2 separate regions of the Homo sapiens genome follow, and region 2 is linked to region 1. A link is a loop called in an ENCODE intact Hi-C map of the cell type or tissue named here. Cell type or tissue: Caco-2. All regions are shown on one strand. Region 1 has its middle 38 kb from the start of HOXB1. Region 2 holds the start of HOXB-AS2 (HOXB cluster antisense RNA 2).

Region 1 (2,500 bases):
TGGAGTGCAATGGCGTGATCTCGGCTCACTGCAACCTCCGCCTCCCGGGTTCGAGTGATTCGCCTGCCTCAGCCTCCCGGGTAGCTGGGATTACAGGCGCGTGCCATCATGCCCAGCTAATCGGGTGCGGGTGGCTCACACCTGTAATCCCAGCACTTTGGGAGGCCGAGGCGTGTGGATCACAAGGTCAGGAGTTCAAGACCAGCCTGGCCAACATGGTGAAACCCCATCTCTACTAAAGAGGCTAACTTGTTATTTTTCACAAGACTAATTTCCCCAAATCCAGTTTCCTTTTACACAAGACTAATTTCCTTCTCCCAGTTTCCATACTGGGAGAAGGGTCCATGGCGCTGGCCCTGACGTGTGACATGAGCCCCTGCAGTACCCACTCTGATTCAAAACTTCTGTGAGGGAAGGCGCTGGTCCAGGGACCATATTCAGGTCCCTGTTGGGTTAATCACCTCTGCATTGGGTCTGTTTAGATGCTTCTAGTCAAAGCCTGATGAGCCCAACGCTGGCCTCCCCACACCGAGCTCCCTTTTCCTGCGAAGGGAACTGATCAGGCCCAGGCCTGGCTAGGCAGGGTGGGTTGCCATCCAGGTCTTTGCCCTTTCTAATGACATGAGAGCTCCAAACTCCCACTGGGAGACAGGCCTGCTGTCCACAACCCTCTCCAAGAATGCACTCTCCCATGGGAAAGGGCATGGGCCCTTCCACCCTGAGCCCCCAAGAGAGGCGCAGACAGTCACAGGAGGGTAAAGAACGGTCCCCATACTATAAATATTTCTCAAACGTCTCCTGTAAATCTCCAGATGTGTCATCAGGGCACAGGGAAGAGATCTTGAATTAGAGCCGATTAGAGACCATATTCTCCCAGAGGAGGGCAAGCCTGCCCGTCAACCGAGCCCCACTTGGCCGCCGGGACCACCTCGGGAGGAAGCGTCTCCTGACAGCTTTCCTGGAGGCTGCCCCGTACCCTTCCGGGGCGCTGAGGGCTCTGGGAAGCACAGACACCATTTCCCCTTTGCCCTCCTGCCCTTTGTGGTGACAGCTCCGGAGTCGTCCCCGGGTGTGCCCTCTTCCGAGGTGAGTGGGGGGACAGGGAGCGCGCGGAGGGAGAACCGAGACGTGGCAGCAGCAAACTGCCCGGGCGGATGGGTGATTTACGAAGTGCTGAAAAGCATCTTCGAAGCTGTCATTTATCTTACAGCTCTCAGCCTAAATAAACACTGAATCCGCCTAATTATAGTTACAGTGGAAACACAACACCCGAACCTCCTCGCCAGCGCTGCCGGCCCGGCTCCGGCGCGGCTCCACCCCAGGCCTGGCTCCCACGTCAGCCCACAGCTGCACCCTAGCGGCGGCCTCTGCGCCCGCGGCTCCCGCATTCCCGCGCGCCTCTCCGGGCGCGCCTTCGTCCCTTCGCCCCTCTCCCTCTCACTATCTCACGCAGGTACAGTCCTGAAAACAATTTCGGTCAAGAACAGAGGCACCATCTCCATCCTGCTGGGAAACTGCACCTGCGGCATTCCTTCAGCTGCGGTGGGGGCTGGGGCTGGAGAGGACCCTTGACCTGGATGCTCCCACTCTTTCCCAGTCCTGGGATTCCTTGGTGTGTGGTCAGCTGGTCTGGCCTGGCCCAAGGGTCTACTGCAAGGGCAAGGGAACTCTCTCTTTGCCAGATCAGGAAAAGCAGCGCGGGGGTGGGGGTGGGTGGGGGGCTGGGGGTGGGATTGGGGGGCTGGGGGATGGTGGTTAGGAATCACTTAGGGTAGAGAAAGGACATTCTTTTTGTTCCCTGGTGATTTTGTGTCCTCCCAAGGAGAGGGGAAAGGTTCCTCCTGCCTGATAGTCCTTCCTTTCTCTATTTCTGTTCCTGGCCCTGAACTTGGAACCTCCCTTCCTCTTTGACATATGGGAGGCCTCCTGTCTTTAGAGATTCTTCTAACCTAGACTTCAAAGTGAGACAGGAGTTGGGTAGGACTTGTTTTGCAAGGTACAGGTCACAAAGATCCATCTGATAAAATGAGATGTAAAAAAGCTGGCCAAAACCTACCAAAACCAAGATGGTGACGAAAATGAGCTCCAATCATCCTCACTGCTCATTATACATTAATTATAATATATTAACATGCTAAAAAACACTCTACTAGTGCCATGACAGTTTACAAACACCATGACAATGTCTGGAAATTACTCTATATTGTCTGAAAGAGGAAGGAACCCTCACTTCTGGGAATTCCCCCACCTCTTTCCTGGAAAATTCATATGACCAATAAACAACCGTAAAAATAGCCAACCAGCAGCACTTGGGGCTGCTCTGCTTATGGAGTAGCCACCCTTTTATTCTTTTACTTTTTTTTTTTCTTGAGACAGAGTCTTGCTGTGTTGCCCAGGCTGGAGTGCAGTGGCATGATCTCGGCTCACTGCAACCTCTGCCTCCTGAGTTCAAGCAATTCTCCTGCCTCAGCCTCCTGAGTAGCTGTGATTACAGACACCC
Region 2 (2,500 bases), 62 kb before region 1:
AGAGTGTGAGGGTTGGAGACCCAGAACTACTTTCTAAAAAAGTCCTGGTGTTCCAATTGCGAATGAGTGCAGAGGGGCACCCGGCACCCTCACCCCCGGGCCAGGCCTGCCTTTGACTCAGCCTCCAAATACTACTTCTCATATTAGCATAATAGTTCACTAGTGGGGTATGGGGGGAGCTGTGAACTTCACCGCCCTTCCTTGCCTTTGCTCACCTCTTCCTCCCTGTCCCTCCAATCTAGATTTAAATTTTTACCTGTTCTTTAAGGAAAAAAAAAAAACCCTCCTTCTTTTCTTCTTACTCTTTTTTTGGGGAGGCGGGTATTTTAAAATTTCCCCCCTTCCCCATCACCACCATCACCTTCCCTCCTTATCAGGCATCTAAGCTTGCTAAAGGGGGAGAGGTGGGGGGGTGTGAGCTTGTGTGTGAGTGAGTGTGTGTGTGTGTCTGTGTGGTTTTTTTTCCCTGTGCAAAAGCAGAGGCCATTGTTACGGAGAGTAGGGCGTACCAGTCTTATAGGGCAACCACACTGTGGCGGCTTAGCCCTGCTGGAGCCCGGAGCTGGATTCTGGCGAGCTGAGCCGCCCGGCACCTTTCGGTCTTCTATTTTTTTTCCCGCTCCCCCACCCCCTCCCTCCTGCGCACCCCTGCTCCTAAGCCGAGTGAATTGAAGCGGACGCCGCGCGGCTCCTCTGGCCGGTCTGCCCCTCGGGCTCCCCAGCCGGGGTGGCTTTGCGGGGCGGGGGCGGGGGGGCGGGGGGCGACGCAGCTTTAAACAGTGGTCTTTTTTTCCTTTGCCTTCAAGGAGGGGAGATTTGTCGCCTGCCGCTCGCTCTGGGGCTCGATGTGAATATATATTATGTCTGCCTGTTCTCCCCTCGTCGGTGGCTAAGGTAAGCTGGACTGAAATAGGCTATCAGTTTGTGAATGGCGGAGAGTATGTCTCAATGATTTATGGCCCATATGACTCCAATCTCGGTTCAAGAAGAGTTCACAAGCTTTAAGCTTCCTTCCACGCAGCGACTCTCTCTCTCCCTCCCTCCCTCCCTCCCTCCCTCCCTCTCTCTCTCTCTCTCTCTCTCTCTCTCCCTCTCTCTCTCCCCTCTCTCTTCCTGCTTCTCTCCTCTTTTCTCCTCTCTCTCTTTTCTTTCAGCAGCCAGATCCAGGGCTGAATTTTCTCCGCGGCTGCTAAGAAAGTCTCAACCTTTCTCTGTCTTCCTTTCTTGTTATTTTTCTTTCTCCCATTAATTTTTTTAAGTCCTGGAAGATGGCCTATCCCCTCTCTCGGGGCTTCCCCAGCTATTGTTACTCTCCTGGCTCTCCCTGGGGTGTGCTTGGCAAGGTGGGGTTCTTGCGGGGGGCTCATCTCCCTTCTCCAGCGAGACCCTGGGGGGAAGCCGGCAGCCACCGTCTCCCTCCCTCCCTCCCGAGGAGCCATATGGAACCTGAATTTTTCCAACATGGAGGCAAGGGAAATAGATCTGTTTGGCTTGGTAGAGTTGTTCCCCACCCCCTCTTGTTCTGGATCCCAGATCTTGGGTCCCCTTAGCACCTTTCTCTCTTCCCACTGTCCCGTCCGCCAGGCCTCGGCGCCCTCCAACCCGGAGCCCTGCTGAGCAAAGTCCCGAAGCGGAGTTTCTAAGGCGCCTTTTAATTCGGTTACCTCCAGCTCCCAAAACTTGCTGCCGCCCGCGGGGCTCGGCCCTCGGCCGGCTGGTGTGCTGGGAACCTGCCTCCGATAACCGTTTTGGTGTCCTGATCGCTTGCTCTTCTTCGCCTCCTTGGGCCATCGTAGGTGGCTGGTAGCTTGTCGCCAGTCGCCGCGGCAGCAGCGACCGGCTGAGGCAGCCTGGCAGCAGCAGCCAGGGACTACCCGGGTGCACAAACCTTCCCAGCCCTGTCTGCACCACCGGCGGAGTCTCCATTCTTTCCTATCGCGTCTCTGGCTCCTTCGCTTTCCACACTCGCCTGGCCTCCGTCCCGCGATGGTTTGGGGTTTATTGCAAGGGGAGCGGCAGGAATTTCGGCCCCAGGCATCTAGTTAAATTATTGTTTTATTATTATTACTATCATCATCATCGTCATCATTATTATTGCTGTAACAATCAGACTAAATAAAGCCAGGGCCTAGCCAGCCAACCCCCTCCAACGTTTTTATTTCATTCTCTTCTCTATTAATAACAACCACAACTAATGCCTGTTAATTAATTCCCCCTTCAGCCAGGGCTGCTTGGAAGCTAATTTTGGTTAAATCAGCAGAGGCTAATGGTAATAATAATAAAGGGATTGGGTCAGCCTGGTCAATTGAACTCTGGTTCTCCCTGGAAGGACCTGCTGCTTTGCAGACCCATGTGTATTTCCAGAAACCAATCGGAACTCAGGGTTACACTGATTCCCTTTTGAGTATAAATCTGTGCCATGAAGAAGGGGATTTATGTGAGGGAGGGACTTTTCTTCACCTGCACTCCTTTTATTTTATTTTCCTATGTTTAGTTTTCT

The links. Peaks named below come from ENCODE experiments on the same cell type or tissue, not always from the same donor. Only the 100,000 strongest peaks of a DNase experiment are listed, where the experiment ranks them.
Region 2: a loop joins it to region 1, with 4 times the contacts of the local background. A loop is called at or near these places in 22 of 110 quality-filtered maps.

The regions. Positions count from the first base shown.
Region 1 is chr17:48,491,538-48,494,037 of GRCh38, reverse strand. No RefSeq gene overlaps it. Among named protein-coding and RNA genes, the nearest start is that of HOXB1, 38 kb to the left of the region's middle. In Caco-2, a CTCF peak has its summit at 1,361; a DNase peak (open chromatin) is centred at 1,487; H3K4me3 peaks cover 371 bases.
Region 2 is chr17:48,553,925-48,556,424 of GRCh38, reverse strand. It overlaps HOXB3 (homeobox B3), which reads left to right. Exons shown (of 5, transcript NM_001384749.1): 3 at 807-894. HOXB-AS2 (HOXB cluster antisense RNA 2) reads right to left here and starts at 268. Exons shown (of 2, transcript NR_046610.1): 1 at 1-268. In Caco-2, no CTCF peak of the experiment used is centred here; DNase peaks (open chromatin) are centred at 597 and 953; H3K4me3 peaks cover 657 bases.